2 separate regions of the Mus musculus genome follow, and region 2 is linked to region 1. A link is a loop called in an ENCODE intact Hi-C map of the cell type or tissue named here. Cell type or tissue: heart. All regions are shown on one strand. Each heading gives the region's core, and the rest is flanking DNA. Links, peaks and the distances in the headings are about the cores only. Region 1 overlaps Vsig2 (V-set and immunoglobulin domain containing 2). Region 2 holds the start of Msantd2 (Myb/SANT-like DNA-binding domain containing 2).

Region 1 (10,181 bases), core at 1,016-9,015:
CTGGCTACCCTGAAACTGACTGACCTCCGCCCTTCAGACACTGGGACCTACCTCTGCAATGTTAACAACCCACCAGATTTCTACACCAACGGGTTGGGGTTAATCAACCTTACTGTGCTGGGTAAGGCATGCTGGGGATGCACTAACCACTCTCCTATCCTGACCTGCCACCCCTACCCCACCCCCTTTAGTCTTGATATGCAGGCCAAGCACACAGCTGCATTGGGAGCTTCAAGAAAAAAATTATCCTACCCTAGATGGTCTGTCACACTACAACTCCACCCCATGGTATCTCCCTTAGGGCCTAGTATCTAAGTGTGGAGAGAGAGAGAGAGAGAGAGAGAGAGAGAGAGAGAGAGAGAGAGAGAGAGAGAGAGAAACTAGTCATATATGGGGGTGTTGAGACATAACATAGTTCACCAGCTTCATCATTCAGGAACCTCCCACTAGTAGCTCAGATTTGGATTCTGTCCCTCCTAACGTCAGTGACAGAGAAGGGAAGTGACCATTAGAGGAACAAAGCCTACATAACTGAGTACCACATTGTGTTCAGAGCTCCCACCTCACCATTAATCAGAGCCTGTTCAAAGCTGAGTAAGATGTTTGAAAGGTGGACAAGGATGTTTATACAAAAACTAAAGGCCCAGGATGGGGTCCATGACCCATGCATTCAAATATCTGAAGGGCCTTCATGTGGGGGAGAATTTATAATTTCTCTTTATGGGCCCAGATGCCAAGAAATGAAACTGTTCCGTTGACATTATATTAGCAATGTGCTTGGGCTCAGCATGAGGAAGACCTTTCCAGGATGCAGAATTCCCAGTAGTGGAAATCACTTGAGTGGTATATATAGACCACTATTTGGCAGAGGAATTGAAAAAGGAAATGTTGAAGTCAGTAGGTCTGGGGTTAGAGGATTGCTGAGATCCTCCTGTGGTTTTCGCAGTGCCCCCCAGTCACCCCTTATGCAGCCAGAGTGGGCAAACCTCTGTGGGAGGTTCTGCTGCACTGGGATGCCGCTCCTCTGAGGGAGCACCCAAGCCAGTGTACAACTGGGAACGTCTCGGATCTTCTCCTACACCTCCTCCTGGTAGCATGGTTCAAGGTAAGAGTACAGGGCATTGGGAAGAGTGAATTGGAGACTTAAGATCTGGTCTCTAAATCCAGTTCCCCATATCTGTTATGACTAAGGCCCTTTCCCTCCTCCTTTCTTGTACTGATGCCTTCTTGTCTGTCTTCCTGCCGTGCTTGGGAAACACTTCTCAAGCTAAATGTCTTCCTGGATAACATGGAAGAGAGCAGAGGGCAGGGAACAATCTCGCACTCCCTACCTGCCTACTTAGTGTAGATTTGTTAAGGGTCATAAGTTTCTTCCAAACTTCCTAGTGAGGTAACTAGAGTAGCTTGGACTGGTTCACACATCGGGTGAGTTTCTTTGGAGACGAGTATATCTAGAAGGCTTAGCTCTCGTTTGTTGGTCCCAGATGCCCTGTTTCCTCGGGTAGTAACAGTCCCAGTGCACACTTATTCCAGCAAATCTCCTCCCCTAGATCATTTCCTGATGTGTTCTCTGCCTTCTGAGGCAGAAGTAGAGTTCAGGAAAGCAGTTGGCTCAGCTTTGATCCATTTTAGAGGATGAATGTTTAGTTATTAAGCCTTTTGCTGCCATCCAGGATCTGACCTCATCCAGTAAGTGTTCCACCGTCCATTATCGCCTTCCTGGATATGCAGTTCCTCCTCCAGGAAGGCAGCAGTGTGGGGTGGCAAGGGCACACAAGTTGCAGTGACTTTGGAGTTCACTGCATCTTCTCAAATTACTTTTTTTTCTGAGCAGGGATTCTGACCAATCAGATGAGGCTAAACCTTTCTTGGTAGTTTGTTTTAAGGACTGAATGCAGTGAGCTTTCATGGTAGCTGTATGGGCTCACTGTGAGTTGAATCCATGGTAGCACACATGTCCTTCTCACTCTTTAGATGAAGTGTCCGGCCAGCTCATTCTTACCAATCTCTCCCTGACCTCCTCTGGCACCTACCGATGTGTGGCCAGCAACCAGATGGGCAGTGCCTCCTGTGAGCTGAACCTCTCCGTGACTGGTAGGGGATGCTGGGTAGAGGCCTGGTCAAAGGCTTGGCTTGGGAGAGATTATATGACTCTTTATCTGAAGGTGGGCAAAACCTCCTACAACTCTGAGGTTTGTGTCTCTCTAGACTCATCTGAAGGCCGAGTAGCTGGGACTCTTATTGGGGTGCTGCTGGGAGTGCTGCTCCTGTCAGTCGCCGCATTCTGCCTCATCAGGTTCCAGAAAGAGAGGAAAAAGGAGCCCAAGGAGACCTATGGGGGTAGTGACCTTCGGTGAGCAGGAGAGCTGGGGGTGGTGCAGAGGGAAATGAAAGGGATCGGGCTCAGGCTCCAAGTGGATGTCTTCAGACTTCAAGCTGTTGTCATTAAAAGCCTTTCAGGGGAGGGAGTTCCTGTTTAGCCTTGGCACAGAAAGGAGAGATGGATTCATAAACTGGAAGGGATAGGGATGGCTGTTTGTCAGACTGTCACGTGTGTGTGGTATGTGTGTGTGTGTGTTGTGCGTGATATCTCAATGCATTTAAATATATATCACTTGATGCATTTAGCTATATATCACTTACCTAATGCGTTTTGGTATACATATCTCACATAGAGGTAATTGGGGAAGGTGGAGGGTGGATACCAGGAGTTTCATTTGTCTTAAGATTAGTTATTCTGGATGGGACAAACACAAAAAGCCAAAGCTCTCTTTGTTATATACTTGACAATTTAGCTGCAAGGCATGGTATCTTGCATGTAGAGATTGGTGTAATATTTCTCTTTCCTTAGACAGTGTCTCACTAGGTAGCCTTGGCTAGCCTGGAACTCTCTGTGTAGACTAGGTTGGCCTCAAACTCACAGAAATCCTTATGTTTTTGCTCCCCAAGCACCATCATACCTGATCATTTCTTGTGTGTGTGTGTGTGCATGTACACAAATGTACACGTGTGTATATGTTTGTACAGGTTGAGTGTGTGAGTATGTGGACAGAGGATAACTTGACCTTTTTAGGAAGGCCATCTCTCTTATTTTTACTTATTGTAGTTTATTAATATTGCATGTTCCTACTGTGCATGTATGGAAGAGCATATGTTCTCTGTCACCCATGTGGAAGTAAGAGAACAACTTTTTGGAGTCATTTTTCACTGAGCTGGAGCTGGTCAAGTGAGCTAGATGCCAAGTGAACCCCAGAGATCCATGACTTGTGTCTGATATATTTTATGATAATTCTTGGGGGTTTGATTTAAGGTCTTCCTGCTTAGAAGCAAAGCACTTTCCCCACTGAGCCACCTCCTCAACTCCCAGGACATGTCTTAAAATGTGGTCTTCAGATGACTAGACAAACCCACCAGTAACTTCTTTAAACACTCAGATTTAGGCCAATTTCTATGCCTCCAAAGGCAAAGTGTGTGTGTCAGTGGTGAGACCGGCCTGGATTCCCTTCATTTTAAACAAAGTTCTACAGATGATTCTCAGGACAGCAAAATTTACATGTCCCTGAGTTAGAGGATGACAGTTGCCTAAGGGATGTTTCTAGCCTCTGTGTGACTTTGCTTGTACCCTTCAGGGAGGATGCAACCGCTCCTGGGGTTTTTGAGCAAGCTTCTATGAGAGCCGATCATAGCAAAGAGCTCCTGGAGAAGTCTCCATGTGCCAGCACCATGACCACCACTAAGTCCAAACTCTCTATGGTTGTCTGACTTCTGATCGCTGAGGGTGGTGAGCGTCCATGTTAATAATTAAAGCCTAAACCATGCCACCTCGTTCTCCTTTCTAGTGGTGAATTCCTCTTCAAAGAGTGCTATCAATAAGGGAAGGAATGAATTTGAAATCCCGGAGACCGTGCTGCCTTGGGAAGTTCCGGCTGGGTCAAAGGGATAGGCTTCAACCTAGGTGTCTTTGTATAGCTCCTACTCTTTTACCCCACGCCTGGTCTCTGAGTTTTGGTTTGACTAAATGAGATTTGTTCCGGCTTCCGTTAGTGGCCTTATGCAAACCCTGCTCCCCCTACTTCCCATTCCCTCCCGCCCCCCACCCTGCACCCCTCTGTACACTTAGACATTCCTCTTTATTATTCACATTCCAACCCAGTATGGTAACATGCACACGCAGAGATTAAAAACCTTCCAGCCACAACCCCAGGAGCCCAACGGGGGAGAGGCTATCATGGGGCGGGGCTGCGGAAGTCTCCTCCTGCCGGAGCCTCCAGGCGCTCAGGAGGCTTTTGCATAAACAAAGAAGAGCGGGAGGGGCTGCTCTCAGGGTGCGTTTTCAAGAAAAAAGAGGGTGACAGGCAGGTATGGGATAGGACTTCACTTTCCATTTGAGCAAGGGAAATTATCAGATAACCATGAAAACCTCCTCCCCTCTTTCCTAGCCCCAGGTTTAGGAGGTTGAGGTTAGGCTAGGGTGGAAAGACGCGGGCGCCCCCTTTCGTTGCCCACAGAACGAAAGGACTTGGTGGTTGCTTTTTTTTTTCTTTCTTTCTTTTTCTTTTTTTCTTTCTTTTTTTGAGAGTATTTGGGCGACGCATTGGGCGCCCTCTGCAGTACGCGCAGCGAAGCGCACCGAGGCTGCGGAGGCAGAGCTGCATGCTGGGCGCGTGGACAGGTGGGCGTGAAGCAAAAGGACATTTTTGGGAGTATGGGGTTTGGGACGAGGGTGGGGAGAAAAGGCAAAAGGAGACCACGTTAGACTGAAGAGCTAAAAAGGGCACGGACTTGGCTACGCCAAGACGAAGCCAGCCTGGGAGAGGGAGTCTCTGGGACGCGGCGGGGGGAGGGGGGGGGCTCCTGAAGCTGGCTGGTTGGTGGGAAGGAGGGGCTCACAAACACAGTAGGGAAGTCTTGTCACTGCGAAGGGGACGCGGCATCCGACTCTCCTCTGGAACTGAGGAAAGAGAAGGTCTGAGAATCTGCCTTCCGCTGGTACCATTTCCCTCTCCCTTTCGGGGAGTGTCATCCAGACCCCCTCCCTGACTCACTGAGCTGATGTGTGCCCCAGGGCAACTACGTGAGTGAGGCTCCCTGTGCTCATGACCCTCGGCCGAGCTTGTGCAGTCAAATGAGGGTGACTGTGTGTACGTGTTGGTCCAAGTGTGTCCCTGCCGCAGCCTCAGGCGTCTGGACATACCAGAGGCCTGCAAAGTTATGTTCCTTAGCCAGGAGGGGTTCAGGGCTAGCAGAGAGAAGGACTAGGGAACTGGGTCATTTCTCCCACCCAGCCTACTCCCCTACAAACTCTGCTGCTTTGGTTACCTTCTAAAACGTTCAGCTCTTCGGTCCAAGATGAAGCAGACAAGAGGAAGGGAGAAACAGGTTAGCTCTTGGCAAATCAGCATCCTTGGCCTTCTCCCACCTACTTGTCTGAGTAGTCTAGGTCCCCACCCTTAACTACCTTCACCATCTTCTCCACTCCCAGCCCAACCTTAGACTTCCCCAGCTTTTTCCAAGCAGGCCTGGAAGATGAGAACCTCCCGCCTGCGAAGCACTCCAGGCAGCCTCACCTGGCCTAGTCTCCGCTGGGGCCGCCGCCCGCGCCTCCCCGGGCGCCCCCAGCTCCGCCTGGTCCCCCGGGGCCCGGTCCCTTCCGGCCACACTCTCCGCTCTTTATCTTCTTCCTCGCCATGTGGCCCCGGAAACTCGCCTGGATTTTGGCTGCAGCGGCGTTGGCTCCGGGATCATCCAGCGGGATGTCAAGAATATCGTCGTCTGGCTTGGAGCAGGCGCTCTCCTGAGGATGGGGCATATTGTTGTTTTTGTTTTTGTTTTAATGGGGTTGATAAAGCCCAGACACGGAGGGGATGGGGATGATAAAGACAGACTCCCAGGGAATGTGGTAAGAGTAGTGCCCTGTAAGATTGGGAGGACTTCAAGGATGGCAGAAGGAGTAGAGAGGGAAGCCTATGAGTATTAGCGCATCTCTTAGGCAGCCAAGAAGGTTCTGGCCCAGGCGGACACAGAAAGAAGTACATGGGAGGATGGAGAAAAGAGAGCCAGCTAGCCCCATTTGAAAGTAGCCTTTAGTTTTAGGGGGCTGCCGAGTTGAGTCTGGAAGAGCAAAGGAAAAGCAGCAGGCACTCCTGAAAGTGACCACCCTTTGCTCTCAGAAGATGCCCAGACCTTCTTTGTACAGGATTCCTCAGGGAATGGACATATATATCTGCTACAGAGCAGTTTTCTCCGGAGCAGAACTGCACCAGAACTCAATTCAGGAGAAAATGAACCCACCACTCCTGGAATCAGCCAGAGGCCCAGACGTGGTCTTCCTATTGGACTTGCTAGTTCCTACTGTCTCCCAGATTGGACCCAAAGAACCCCAAAGAGGTAAAACGACAATAACTGAAAAGGAAACAGAAGGCAAGAAGTTCTTAGGTCAATGGCTACCATTTAAGCTTTTTCCCATCTTGGGTGCAAGAGCTGTGCTTTTCAAATATTTTAATTCTTTCTCAACAATAAAGGTGGGTCACTTTCACTCTTTCTTGAGTTTACCATGATAAAACTGATAATTAAGAATGTAAAAAAAAAAAAAAAAAAAAAAAAAGACTGGAGAGATGGCTCAGCTGTTAAGAGCTCCGACTGCTCATCCAGAGGTCCTGAGTTCAATTCCTAGCAACCACATGGTGGCTCACAATGGATGCCAATGCCCTCTTCTGGTGTATCTGAAGACTGCAACAGTGTACTCACATACATAAAATAAATAATAAATAAATAAATCTTAAAAAAACCCAAAACCTACCAGGGGTCCCAGACAGTTGTCAATAGCTGGTAGATTTGAACCTTGTTCTGTTAAGTTCTAGAGTTTATTTTAATGCATAAGAAAGGAAACACAACCAGCTGACCAGCTTAGGTGTATTCTTGGGAGTACTGTGTGGTCTTGGGAGGTTATTTGAGCTTTTCCAGTCTTACAACTTCCATTTGAAAAACAAATCACGATGATAATATTCACCTCTACGGGTTCTGAAGAAGAGCAAATTGAATGGTTTCATGAAGGTTTCTGGTATACAGTAGTTGATCAGCAAACAGTAGCTATGCTATGATTGCCTTGTAAAACAATAAGGTGATGTTAAATGATCAATTTTGTAAGCCGAAAGTGGTCTCATAACAACAGTCTTACACAGCTCATCCTAATAATGTGTTACATACCACGATATGTTTAGCCAATGACACATCACATACATGATGGCAGTCCCCAATTATATTAATGATGGATGCTGTAGCCATTTTAGTTTACATATATACCCTGTAATGTTTCAACCATTATGAAGTCGGCTAATGACAGACACATTTCTCAAAACATACTTCCATCATTAAGGAATGTGTGAGATCACCAAAGCCGCCTCTGTTGCCCAGGGTTCCTTCCTTTCCCCTTCTTTCCCTTCCTTTCATTTACTCTTACTGCTGCTATTTTTAAGGGCTGGGAATCAAATCTGCAGCCTTGTGCATGATTAGCAAGTGTCTACCATTGAGCTACATCCCTAGACAGAAGGCTACTTGATTAAGGCAAGCCTTAAACTCCTGTTCTTATTGCCTCTACCTACAGAATGCTGCAGGCATATTTTCATGTTCTGTTCCTCTTCTGTTCCTCTGTCACCCTGCTCTAGGTGAATGTAGACAGGATTGAGGCCAGGTAAAGTGATAGATTTCTGAGTTTTCAGTCCTAAGGAATTTTGGATTCCGAGGAATGGAGATCAGGAGTTTGAGGCCACCCTGGGCTACATAAGATCTCTCTCTCTCTCTCTCTCTCTCTCTCTCTCTCTCTCTCTCTCTCTCTCTCTCTCTCTCTCTCTGGTTTTTCTCGAGACAGGGTTTCTCTGTGTAGCCCTGGATGTCCTGGAACTCACCCTGTAGGCCAGGCTGGCACGGAACTCAGAAATTCGCCTGCCTCTGCCTCCCAAGTGCTGGGATTAAAGGCGTTCGCCAACACAAGATCTCTCAAACACACCACCACCACCAGCAGCACCCCTCCCCTCCCACTACATACAGAACAAGAACAGAGAAAGGACTTGGAAGCTGATGGCATCAATTTCAGAGGCTTGACTAGGAGGACATTGTCGCTATGAAGTTAGAAGGGCCTAGAAGAAGCTTCTTATGGCTTCTGGGATTTTGTCCTTATTTTCTGACCGAGAAAAGCTCACTGTTTTCACGGGTCTTTCTCTTCTTACGTGAGGTGACCAAGGTCTCACAACGTAAGTTAGCTTTCCTTCTGCCTCATCCTGGCCATCAGCTGGTTGTCAGATATGGACAGGGTATGAGTGAGGATTCAGTCATCTGTCTCTAACAGGTTTGCCCTCGGGGCATGGTTCTTCAATTTATTGATTTATTTATTTTTGAGTCAAGGATTCATCATGAAGCCCTGGGTGACATTGAACTTGCTATGTAGGCCAGGTTGGGCTTGAACTTCCCACGGTTCTCCTGCCTCTACCTCTGGAGTGTTGGGAATACAGGTGTGGCCTACCTGCCCAGCCTGTCAGCATAGCTTTCTACTCCAAAAGGCCAAAGCAAAGTTTACAAAAGACTCCCCCTCGTCATGATTCCCCAGCGACCCTCCTTTCCTGGGCCTCAGAGTTCCTTAATTTGTGCTCAAGGTGCTTCTCAAAGGATTTAAACACAATTTCAGGGTGTTGCCAAGAGAGTGAGGACGGATAGGCCCAAAACGTCCCCTGTCTTCTTGTCTTTCTTAGTTAGCTCTGTAGCTCTCTCTGACATCTTATACTTCACATAAAATACCGATCAACCCCTTTGGGTTTTGTGATTCTCCCAGTGCAATTCTTTCTTGGGGATAGCCTCAGGAAGTAGGCTTTTTGAAAGAGGACAGCAGGTACAAAAACCCATTCCAGATCCCCTCTCCTTGGTCTTGCCCGCTGTTAGAGGTCGCGGTGGTTTGGGGAGTTGGTATTTTTCTCCAACCACCCTAAGACCTGACCTCTTCACCACTCACCACAGGTGATCCAGAGTATGAAACCTGGCAAGACAAGAAGAGCCAGCCCCAACACAGCCTAGCATAAGGCTGTACTGCTGTTCCCTTGACTCTGCTCCCCATCCCTCCGGCTGATTCCTTAGGATGGGCTGCTCATGGCTGCCCATGGGATAGAAATCTGGGAGAAGATCATTGGGTTTGGTGCTTGGGCAGCTGCCTCTCTTAAAGCCAAGACTGATGGTTGTCTGTGTTGGGGGGTTCTGAATAAGCTGGGGTCACCTGGGAGTGGGAGAATGTACTTGCCAAAAAAAAAGGAGGAGCCATGGATGGCCACATTCCTTTGCCTCAGAGACTCTCATTTTCTTCAGGGCCAAGCAGAACTTAGCTCAGGTGAATTGTATCCTTCAGCTCCCCAAATCCAAACAGCTTTAAGAACTATGCCTGTCGGCTGTCCCTTATATATCAGGCCCTGTGCCGAGTACCTGGGACATTTTATGCCATGTAATCTCCATTTTAGAAGTCAAGAAACAACCTCAGAGACATTTTATAGCTCCCCCAGGTTGCATAGCAAAACAACAGTGAAATGGTCCTCTTCAGAATTTGTACTTTTACCCCCTGCCTCAGGGCGGGTGGTTACTTCGATACTGTTAGCTGGTACACAGTCAACGAGACTACAAAGGAGAAAGGAGTGGGCTATCAAAACAGATTTCTTTTTCTTTTCCTATTAGACGAAGGCAGGAAAGTCATGTACATTTGCGATGTCAATCAGACACTGGAACATCGAATAATAGCTCCTTTAAAAACATCCCCTTGAAAAAGAACACTGATGTTTTCTTCTTCCTCATTTCTCTCTAAGCTTGCTTACCAAGGGGGAAAAGAACAAGTAAGGCACGGCTAGATTCTTCCCAAACATCAGGTAGGATGGTCATGGAAGAGAACTCCAGAGCAAAAAGATGAGGAAGGCATACTGTTCTCTTTACAGCGCAGGGATGCCTGGTAGCAGCCCTGCCCTCTTCCAGTCCTCCGCCCTTTTTTGCCCCCTCTTTTCCTTCTTTCTGCCTCCTTCCAACTCCACAGAATGAGACTGATGCTGAATATTATCTGGCCCTTTGGTCCAGTGGACTTGGGACATAAAAAAACAGAGACTGTGTCAGGGCCCAGTGCAGGAGGTGCCCCTGGACCCTGGACATTCAATACCTCT
Region 2 (10,181 bases), core at 872-8,871, 57 kb before region 1:
AATTATGTCAAAGGCTATGGTAGCTCTCCAATTAGATGCTTAAACACATACCCCCAATCCTGCTTGTAGCTTTCTATAAAGCCTTGCCTGATAGATATTTGGGCCTCCTCATCACCAAAACTCTCCTGTGTGATGGTGGTGCTCCGAGAGGCCCAAACTAGCTCGAATAAAATTAATACGGCCCTACTGTGATTGCATCAAATTGGCTCCTGTCGGTTTTTTGGGGATTACTAATATTTCCCTGGCACAACACTATCATATTGTATATGAGAGACCTGAGTGTACTGTGGAGGTTCTAGAATCAAAGCCCCATGGATATTCAGAGAAGATTGTTATAAGAAGAGACAGGTTGTATGAGGAGGTATTAGATGAAGGACTTCTGTCCATCTTTTGCTTCAGGAAGGTCTTTGTTGTTTATTTTACATTTAAGGAAAATGTGTGCATATGCTCCTATGTCATGGTGTACATGTGGAGGTCAGAGAACAACCAAGGGAGTTGATTATCTCCTTCTAATTGTTGGTCTGGGAGATCAACCTCAGGCGGTCAGCCTAGGCAGCAAGTACCTTTACCTCACCAGCCTGAAGAGGTCTTTAGAAAAGACCGGAAAAGGCTAGATAGACCATGCAACAGTTAAGAGCATTTGCTGCTCTTGCAGAGGACCTAGGATCATTTGCCAACACCCATACTGCTACTTACAACCTCTAGAATTCCAGTTGCAGGTGTTCAAGGCTCTATTCTAGACTCCTTGGGCACCAGACCCATGCAGGACACACATCCATGTAATATTTATCTCTAAAGTATTAGTTGGGAACTGAGGTAAAAGCCTGCTCATAATAAAGCGAGGTAACTTTGTTTTCCTAAGTGTATACAAAATCTCTATTTAAAAGCCTGATTCTACAACTAAACTACCAGCTCTTTAGAAATCTCTATCAGGGGGCTGGTGAGATGGCTCAGTGGGTAAGAGCATCCGACTGCTCTTCTGAAGGTCAGGAGTTCAAATCCCAGCAACCACATGGTGGCTCACAACCATCCATAACGAGATCTGACTCCCTCTTCTGGATTGTCTGAGGACAGCTACAGTGTACTCACATATAATAAATAAATAAATATTAAAAAAAAAAAAGAAATCTCTATCAGTGTCATTGTACTGAGCTAGTCCACACTTCTCTTGAGCGCCTCCAAAGCCAAGAGGGCTCCCCAGCTCTCTTTCCTAGAATACTATTCTACTTGTGTCCTGTGAGATGCTTCTTTGTTGTCGCTGCAAGTCTAAAGAGGAAAACTGGGGACTCTCTCCATAAAGCTCTTCCAAGCCAAAAGACGGAGCTCCCAAAGGTTGCCATAAAGGAAGTCTCCATCTCCTGCCCTACACAGCTAACACACTGAACCATATCACTGTAAGGGTGGGGGTGGGGGGGGGACTCCAAGCTAAGTCAGTAAGAGCAGAACCATTTCCGTTTTAAGGTGGGGCAGCTCAGACCACCCAGACCGCCCAAGCAATTTGCCTTAAAATAGGCAGGAAGTTTACCTTCTTTAGCTTTAAAAAAGGAGGCTTTCACACTGCAACTCATCAGAACATTCCTAACTGCATCCGACAAATCTTTCTAAACTTGTATATTTTGCAATTCAGTTTTCTATGCTCAATCATCAAATATCCTGTAAAACACACACACACACACACACACACACACACACACACACACACGTGCGGCATATCACAGCTATACACAAAATAAAAGCAAATTAATATTTAAATTCAGGAAAACACCGGACACAAAGTGACACCTGAAGGAAGTGACAAAGAATAAAGGGATAGTCTAAATTAAAGTAGTCACATAGTGTATATTGTTTAATACTTTATTTCATATACTATCTTACAAGCAGATGCTTATTTATTTACAACTATCATTTGGATTCACAGTTTTACTTTTTAGGACGCTACTGGAATTTTAATCTTGCTACAGTTTTTTCTTATTAGGGAGGCTCAAGGGTATGGGAAGGAAGAGGAATGAAACAGAAATAAGTGGTAACTGAAGTCTGTGAGAGGGGAGCCCTCTAAGTCGGCCTTACCTAGAAAGGCTTCCTGAGTGAGACTTGATTTGAGAACCATCCAGAATTAGGTGACAGAAGGGAGGACTGCTGTCAGGCTTACATTAAGAGAAAAATAAGCTCTTTGGAGCAGTGGTGGCGCACGCCTTTAATCCCAGCACTTGGGAGGCAGAGGCAGGTGGATTTCTGAGTTCGAGGCCAGCGTGGACTACAGAGTGAGTTCCAGGACAGCCAGGACTGCACAGAGAAACCCTGTCTCAAAAAACCAAAAACCAGCTGGGCGTGGTGGTGCGCCTTTAATCCCAGCACTTGGGAGGCAGAGGCAGGCGGATTTCTGAGTTCGAGGCCAGCCTGGTCTACAAAGTGAGCTCCAGGACAGCCAGGGCTATACAGAGAAACCCTGTCTTGAAAAACCCAAAAAAAAAAAAAAAAAAAAGCCCTTTGGAATTTCTCATTTTGTACATGATTTAAGAATGACTCTTGTGTGGAGATGGCAACCAGTGGGCAGCAGAACAACATCGGCATGGTGGTCATCTGAGGAAACAGCATTATCAAGTTAGAAGCCTTGGAAAGAGTCTGACCAGTGTTCAGCAAGCAGTGTGTCCACATCCCTCCCCAAAGGCCTGTTTGATTGTGATGTAGAATTAGGTCGCGTACATTTTCATATGGAACTTCTTACTAAATAAACTTTTGTGATACTCAAAAAAAAAAAAAAAAAAAAAAGACTCTCCCTTTCGTGTATGCTCAGTACTTTATATTAAAAACAAAAATCTGAGCCGGGCGTGGTGGCACACGCCTTTAATCCCAGCACTCAGGAGGCAGAGGCTGGTGGATTTCTGAGTTCGAGGCCAGCCTGGTCTACAAAGTGAGTTCCAGGACAGCCAGGGCTATACAGAGAAACCCTGTCTCGAAAAAAACAAAAAAAACAAAACAAAAACAAAAACAAAAATCTGGGCCTCATGCAGTGTTTACTGTGAACTGTCCACTATTTTCAGGTTCTTCCTGTATTTACCCATTTAACTCTTAAATAATGCTGTGAGATCTGTCTCACTTCTTAGATGAAGAAATTGTTGCAGGACACAGAAGTGGAATTTGAAGCCAGGCATTCAGACTTCAGAATCCTTAACCTTACCCAAGATGACTGCAAGGTCTTGCTTTTAGATAAGGGGGAACCACTAGTACATGAAAGGCAGAGCCAGGCAGATCAGGGGTTCAAGGACATCTTTGACCATAGTAGGACTTGTCCAAATAAATAAATTCCGTAACGGTTCTTAAGACTTCTTTATACAGCAAACTTAACAAAATACAGTGGTCTCACTTTGTAGTGCTGGCCTGGAACTCATGTAAGACTAGGGTGGTCACAGAACTCTATCTGCTTCTGCCTCCTGAGTGCTGGGGTTAAAGCATGCTATGATGGCATTTTACTATGACAGATGAAGATAGTTATGCCTGATTTTATTACTTAAAGCATAATCCTTTGGCTTTTCAACAATGACCACCATTATTCTATAACTGGCTGACTTCAGCTTTTTCTTTTCCTTGCAAAACCATAACATATATTTGTTAGTTAGAAAAACACTGAGTGACCGAGAGAGACTGCATAATTTATTCATAATATCATTGGTCAGCTGCCTCAGTTACAGTCTGCTTTAAAAACAAAAAACAGAGGCAGGCGGATTTCTGAGTTCTAGGCCAGCCTGGTCTACAAAGTGAGTGCCAGGACAGCCAGGGCTATAACAGAGAAACCCTGTCTCGAAAAAACAAAAAACAAACAAAACAAAACAAACCAAAACCAACCAACAAACAAACAAACACCCCCCCCCCCTTTTTTTTAAATTATCTTGCGTGGGGCCTGGAGAGATTACTCATTAGTTACTCTTACAAGGGACTCAGAACCTGCAGATGGCTTGCAAGTCTTGTAATTCCAGTTCTAAGGGATCTGATGCCTTTTGCTGACCGTTACCAACATCAGGCCCCTTCACACATACACACATAGGCAAACGTTTATACACATAAAACTAAACGAACACATTTTAAAATGAAGTTTAATTTTGTGTGTAAGTGTGGGGATATGGGTGGCATGTCCCATGTATGACGGTCAAAGAACAAGTCATGAGAGCAGGTTGTCTTCAGTCATTGGGCGGGCTTGGCAGCAAATACCTGTACTGGTTGAGGCATCTTTCTGCCACTACTGAGGTTTTAAAGTTAATGATCTGAGATAAACAGGATTTCCAGCTTTAAAGAATATGGAAATTGACTAGGTGGTGGTGGCAGCTCAGGCCTTTAATCCCAACATTCCAGAGGCAGAGGCGGCAGGCGGAGTTTGAGGCCAGCCTGGTCTATAGACTTAGTTCCAGGACAGCCAGGATAACACAGAAAAACCTTGTGTCAAAAACCAAAATAATACCACACAAACAAGGTTATATCTTATAGCTATATGATACTTCAATGTTCAAGACTTTACGGAAATATTCAGGAGTGAGTGATGAGTGCTAATTTACTACTAGGTCACAGGAACAGTTTCATTTCCTTGAACTTGACTGGGAAATTTTAAACCAGTCCCAAATCCCAGTGGACTGAGGTACCGGAGTAGCTATTCTGCTGGGCTCTGGAGCTCTTTCATGTCCCCATTATAGATACTGTATAAAAGCAAGAAAGACATTTACTTTATCATTGGCTACACAGTTACTCAGAGGAACAAGAAAACAAACGAAACGAAGCTTGTGGGTGTGGCTCAGTGACAGGGTGTTTGCCTAGCAGAACACGTGAGTGCAATCAGAGTTGCTATAGAGGCTGAGTTTCTTGAAAAGCTAAAGCGTGCAAACTCTAACTCATATCTGTTCTCGAAAGTCTTGTCCAGAACCACTGCAAGCAGCCTTCCCGCTTTGCCTTCCTCCACATACCCTTTGTAGGGTTTCCTAGTCTCCAGTCTGGACCTCGGTTCCCGTACCTAAAGGCGGGCTTAGAGGGAGGATAGGCTCAGGGGCGGAGACAGGAAAACAGAAATAGCCAATTCGTCCTTAATTCGAGGCCCTCGCGGGCCTCACCCCTGTTGTGAGGGTTGAGATTGGAAAGGAAGTGGGGAGGCTCCAACCAGTCCTTCACTCCCGCGCCCTCATGCCCCCACCCTTCTCTGCTCGGAGCTTGGGTGCGCCGGGTCCCAGCTTCTCCTCCCGGGAGAGGAGCGGCCGGCACCAGCTGGCTGGAGGGGAAAGGCGAAGATTTGCGGGCTGCTTGGGCCAGCCAGACACATCCTCCGGGCCCTCTGACCGCGGCGAGCCACTCAGCCCCGAGCCAGGCCCCAGGGCAGCCCCGGAGACCCCGGTGGCCGGATGCAGGGGTGCGTCACTTCCGGGCGGTGCAGCGGCGGCGGCTTGGAAGATGGCTGCGCCCTGTGGCTCGGAGCTGCCCGCCAACTCGCCGCTCAAAATTCCGAAGATGGAGGTGCTTTCCCCGGCGTCTCCCGGCGACCTGAGCGACGGGAACCCATCGCTGTCCGACCCTTCCACGCCTCGGGGAGCCTCCCCTCTCGGGCCCGGCAGCGCGGCGGGCTCGGGGGCCGCGGCGTCCGGGGGTCTCGGGCTGGGGCTGGGGGGCCGCGGCGCTGCCTCGTCCTCGGTCTCCTTCTCGCCCGGCGGCGGCAGTGGCGGGGCTGCGGCGGCCGCTGCCGCCGCCTGCCGGGGTATGTCGTGGACGCCGGCAGAGACGAACGCGCTCATCGCTGTATGGGGCAACGAGCGGCTGGTGGAGGCGCGGTACCAGCAGCTGGAGGGAGCCGGCACGGTATTCGGCAGCAAGGCCCCTGGGCCGGCCATGTACGAGCGCGTGTCCCGGGCCCTGGCCGAGCTGGGCTACGAGCGGACCCCGTCCCAGTGCCGGGAGCGCATCAAGGTAACCGGCCGCTCTGCCCGGGGCTGCGAACCAGAGGCAGAGAAGGCGGGGAAACGGGCCTGGGGGCGGGGGCCGGGCCGAGCGCGGGGCTCCCCTCCCGGGCCCCGGGTATCCCTTGTGTCTGCTCCGCCTCTTTCTTCTCTCCCTGGGAAGGGGCGCTTCTTTCCAGATGGCCGCCAGCCCGTAGGTTTCCTGAGTTTGAAGTTGGGCGTGTCTGCCGCCGCCCCTCTTTCTTGCCAATTGAGGATGTTCCTGCGCTCTGAAGTTGGTAGTTTCTCTCATTGTGCGCGGGGCCCGCAACTGTCGCGGGTGCTGTCGCCCGCACTGCTTTGTTCCCAGATAGAGGGGCTCCCAGACTGAAGCTTTCCAGCTGGGATGGAATTGAGGAAGGGTAGCAGAGGGCCGGATGAGCGCCCAGTGTAAGATTTTTTTCCTTTGCTGAAGTTTCAAGAATAGAGCATTGGGACGGCTGGCCTTTTGTGTCAGTCGCTTTGCTTGTCAGTTGAGGTGATACAAGGACTAGCAAGATTTGAGGTGCTTTTGGAGAGCTGGAAAGGCTTAGTGAAAGAAAGGTCGTGTATTGTTATCGTGGAGGTAGAGGACAGTAGAGGACACCTTGAACGTTAGTCTGCTTGAAGGTTCTTTTGGAATTTGGACTGGCGATCTTTTCAGAGTCAGGTTGCCTTGAGAGTCAGGAGGCTTCTAATTCTGAGGAAGCCCTCTCTTGTCACCCAGGTTTTTTCTGCTTTAGTTAGGGTGCCCGGATGCGGACAAGTAAAACCGAGTATGCATCTGGCCATCCTTATGCATCAGCATGTTTAAATGTGGAGGCTTAATGTGGGTTAATTTTACCATCAGCCTGCATATCGGTTTACTGTTTCTAATGCGTTGTCTAGGCCTTCGTATCTGCCTTTGCAGACAAGGAGCTGTACTTTAGTTAAGCTCTTCCCTCTTACTAGTGTCTGCTCAGAGTTTCTCCCAGTTTTCATTGAAAACATTACATTGTGTTTACCTAGTGTTCACTTCTCATAGTGAAGGCTACTTTTTCTGGGGACGAAAAAGAGTCACAACTGAGAATATCACATTAGCAAACAACCATAAAACTCAGTAAGAATAGTTGTTTAAGTAAGGGTAATCACACTGAATGGGGGGTGGGGGGGATTGTGCCATAGTTCATGAGGCCTTGGCTCCACAGATGTTCATTTGGAGACGTTGTTACTTAGAAAATTTGTTCCAGAAACAGCGGTTTCATTGTTAACTGTTAGATTAATTTTACACCCATTAGAAAGCAAAGTTAGATTATTTGATTATGTTCATTTGAGGATTCTTATTGAGCTCCTTTGTTAAACAAGAATGTCATTGAGATAATATGTACTAGATAATATGTTGTTTGGATTTCATTCATTGCTTTATTCAGGGTCGTTCATGTTAAATTTGGGGCAGTTTCTTTGAGCTGCCCTGTGTAGCATCCACCCACAAACTTTTCTGGAGTTCTGAGAGTGTCTTAGGCATTTGTAAATTATGCCTGTTTTCTTGATTTTTATTCATAGGATTTTCAAGGTGTACTATCAAAACCTTGCTGAATGTAAATCTCTCCATAAAATTGTTTCTCAAACAACCAGGGGATATCTAGTTGGAATGCTTCATTGTCCAGTTATGAGAAGGAAATCTAAAGCAAAGAAAGGAGATTGAGCCTCTGAAGAATTTAGAGGATCAGTTTACCTGTTTTCAGACAGGTAAGATCAAGTTGACCTCCAACTTTTAGTCTTTTGGGATTATGAGATGATGCTGGGTTCTCTGATACCGTAGCAGTTAACAGACAAGGAGGGATGACAAATGTTTGCTTTTGATCAAGAAACTCAGACTCTGTTAATGTTGATATTTTCCTCCAGAATTAAGGACAAGTTCTAGTCTGGTCCCTCCACAAACCAGCATTCAGTAGGCACTGAATAAATGCTTTGTTCATCTGAGAAAGTAGAGAAAGAGTTTTGGAAGGTATTTTTTTTTTTTTTTAACTTTTTGTTGCTGTGATAAAACACTGACCAAAACCAGTGTAGAGGAAAGGGTTTGTTTGACTAACAGCTTATAGCTTAGGGAAGCTAGGTATTTTAGTTTACTATTGCTTTGAAGAGATACCATGACCAAGGCAATGTATTAAAAGACAGCATTTAATTGCAGGCTTGTTTACAGTTTCAGAGGGTGAGTCTTGGTCCAGGATCATCATGGTGGTCCAGGTCTGGCAGCAGGCATGGCGCTGGAGCAGTAGCAAAGAGCTTACACTGATTCTCAAGCAGGATGCAGAGAGGAAGAGATTGGCTTTCGAAAGCTCAGAGTTTACCCCTGGGGACAAATCTCCTTCCTCAAGACCATGCTTCCTAATCCTTCCCCAAACAGTTCTACCAACTAAAGCCAAGCGTTTAAATATGTGAGTCTGTGGAGGCCATGCTAATTCAAACAGCCTCACCAGGGCCGGAGCTCAAGGAAGGAGTCTGTAGGACCTGAAGCAGAGACCACACAGGAGCACCACATACTGGCTGGCTTCCTTGGCTTGCTCTTCTACCTTTCTTTCTTTCTTTCTTTTTTTTTTTTTTTTTTTGGTTTTTCGAGACAAGGTTTCACTGTATAGCCCTGGCTGTCCTGGAATTCACTCTGTAGACCAGGCTGGCCTCGAACTCAGAAATCCGCCTATCTCTGCCTCCCAAGTGCTGGGATTAAAGGCGTGAGCCACCACGCCCGGCTCTCTACCTTTCTTTCATAGTTCAGGTGTACCTTCCCAGGGATAGCACCACCTACAGTAGGCTGGGCCCGCCTATATCAATTAGCAATTAAGAGACCGCCTTACAGACATGGTTACAACTAGAGGCATTTCCTCAACTGAGTTTCCCTCTTCTCAGGTGTATCTAGGTTTGTGTCAAGTTGATACAAACTGTGACTGAATGTATAAAAATTTATATAAATAAATTATAGTAGTGTTATTGAAAATTAAAAATGTGGACTTTGGAACCCAATTTAAAAAATATTGCATTAAAGCTAAGCTTTAGAAGGCTGAGGAGTTAGCTCTGTGGTAGAGTGCTTGCCTATTTTCTGTAAGGCCATGGAGTCAAATACAAAAAAACCTGGTAATGAAATGTCCCCTAGCTCTATCCTTTTAGAAAACTGTGTGAATGTGATCTTTAGCACAGAAGCAAAGAGTCACTGAGAGCAGTCATGAGCTAGCTAGCTGCCCAGGGAGTAAAGATTGTAATTAGGAGAAGTACAACGCTAAGTGTTTAGAACCTTTGACCCAAAAACAAATCTCTAGGCCCCAGTTTTTAGAAGTGGAAGTTAGAACAGTAATGTGGAATTGCCATCGTGTCCCTATTGATAGAAATGCAAAAAGGAAATGTGCAGGGGCTGGAGAGCCAGCCCAGAGAGAAGTTTACAGCCACCTGTAACTCCACCTCCAGGGAATCTAATGCCTTTTCTGATCTCTAGGTACCCATAGAGACACAGAAGGCTGACATACACAAGTACACCGTAGGCATGCACTCATGCACGCAAATGAAGCAAATCTGAAAAAAATCCAGTAATGCCTTTGTCTTTAGTTGTGCAAAATAAATGAAGATCAGAAAGTTGTTCTATCTATCTTGGGAGGGGGGGATGGTTTTCGGAAGTGGGAACTTTTGAGATAGGATCTCTCTGTGTAGCTCTGGCTGTCCTGGAACTTGCTCTGTAGACCAGGCTAGCTTTGAACTCAGAGATTTGCCTGCCTCTGTCTCCAGAATACTGAGATTAAAGGATGGGCTTAGCAGGGCAGTGGTGGTGCACACCTTTAATCTCAGCCCTTGGGAGGCAGGTGGATTTCTGAGTTCGAGGCCAGCCTAGTCTTCAGAGTGAGTTCTAGGACAGCCAGGGCTGTACAGAGAAACCCTGCCTCAAAAAAAAAAAAAAAAAAAAAACCAGAAGAGAGAAAAAAAAAGGATGGGATTAAAGCTACCACTGCCTGGCTATTTTGGCTGTTTCCTTCCTTCCATCCATCCATCCATCCATCCATCCATCCATCCATGTATATGAGCGCGCTGTAGTGTCTTCAGACACTCCAGAAGGGGGTACCAGATCCCATTACAGATGGTTGTGAGCCACCATGTGGTTGCTGGGAATTGTACTCAGAACCACTGGAAGAGCAGTCAGTGCTCTTAACCGCTGAGCCATCTCCAGCCCGGGTTTATTTTAGGTGTGTGAGTACACCAAGTGAGCGTCTGGTG

Evidence for each region. Peaks named below come from ENCODE experiments on the same cell type or tissue, not always from the same donor. Only the 100,000 strongest peaks of a DNase experiment are listed, where the experiment ranks them.
Region 2: a loop joins it to region 1, with 2.3 times the contacts of the local background. A loop is called at or near these places in 3 of 42 quality-filtered maps.

The regions. Positions count from the first base shown.
Region 1 is chr9:37,540,381-37,550,561 of GRCm38, forward strand. It overlaps Vsig2 (V-set and immunoglobulin domain containing 2), which reads left to right. Exons shown (of 7, transcript NM_020518.2): 3 at 1-121; 4 at 947-1,105; 5 at 1,975-2,094; 6 at 2,209-2,353; 7 at 3,630-3,825. The coding sequence ends at 3,762. Nrgn (neurogranin) reads right to left here. Exons shown (of 4, transcript NM_022029.2): 2 at 5,568-5,794; 3 at 5,320-5,337; 4 at 4,113-4,951. The coding sequence ends at 5,573. Among named protein-coding and RNA genes, the nearest start is that of Vsig2, 6.2 kb to the left of the region's middle. In heart, for the core only: CTCF peaks have their summits at 4,587 (motif pointing left) and 6,712 (motif pointing left); DNase peaks (open chromatin) are centred at 4,251, 4,611, 5,111 and 5,691; H3K4me3 peaks cover 1,936 bases; H3K27me3 peaks cover 2,668 bases.
Region 2 is chr9:37,483,897-37,494,077 of GRCm38, forward strand. It overlaps Msantd2 (Myb/SANT-like DNA-binding domain containing 2), which reads left to right and starts at 5,425. Exons shown (of 4, transcript NM_146222.2): 1 at 5,425-5,937. The coding sequence starts at 5,428. In heart, for the core only: no CTCF peak of the experiment used is centred there; DNase peaks (open chromatin) are centred at 5,355 and 5,995; H3K4me3 peaks cover 2,998 bases; H3K27ac peaks cover 2,601 bases.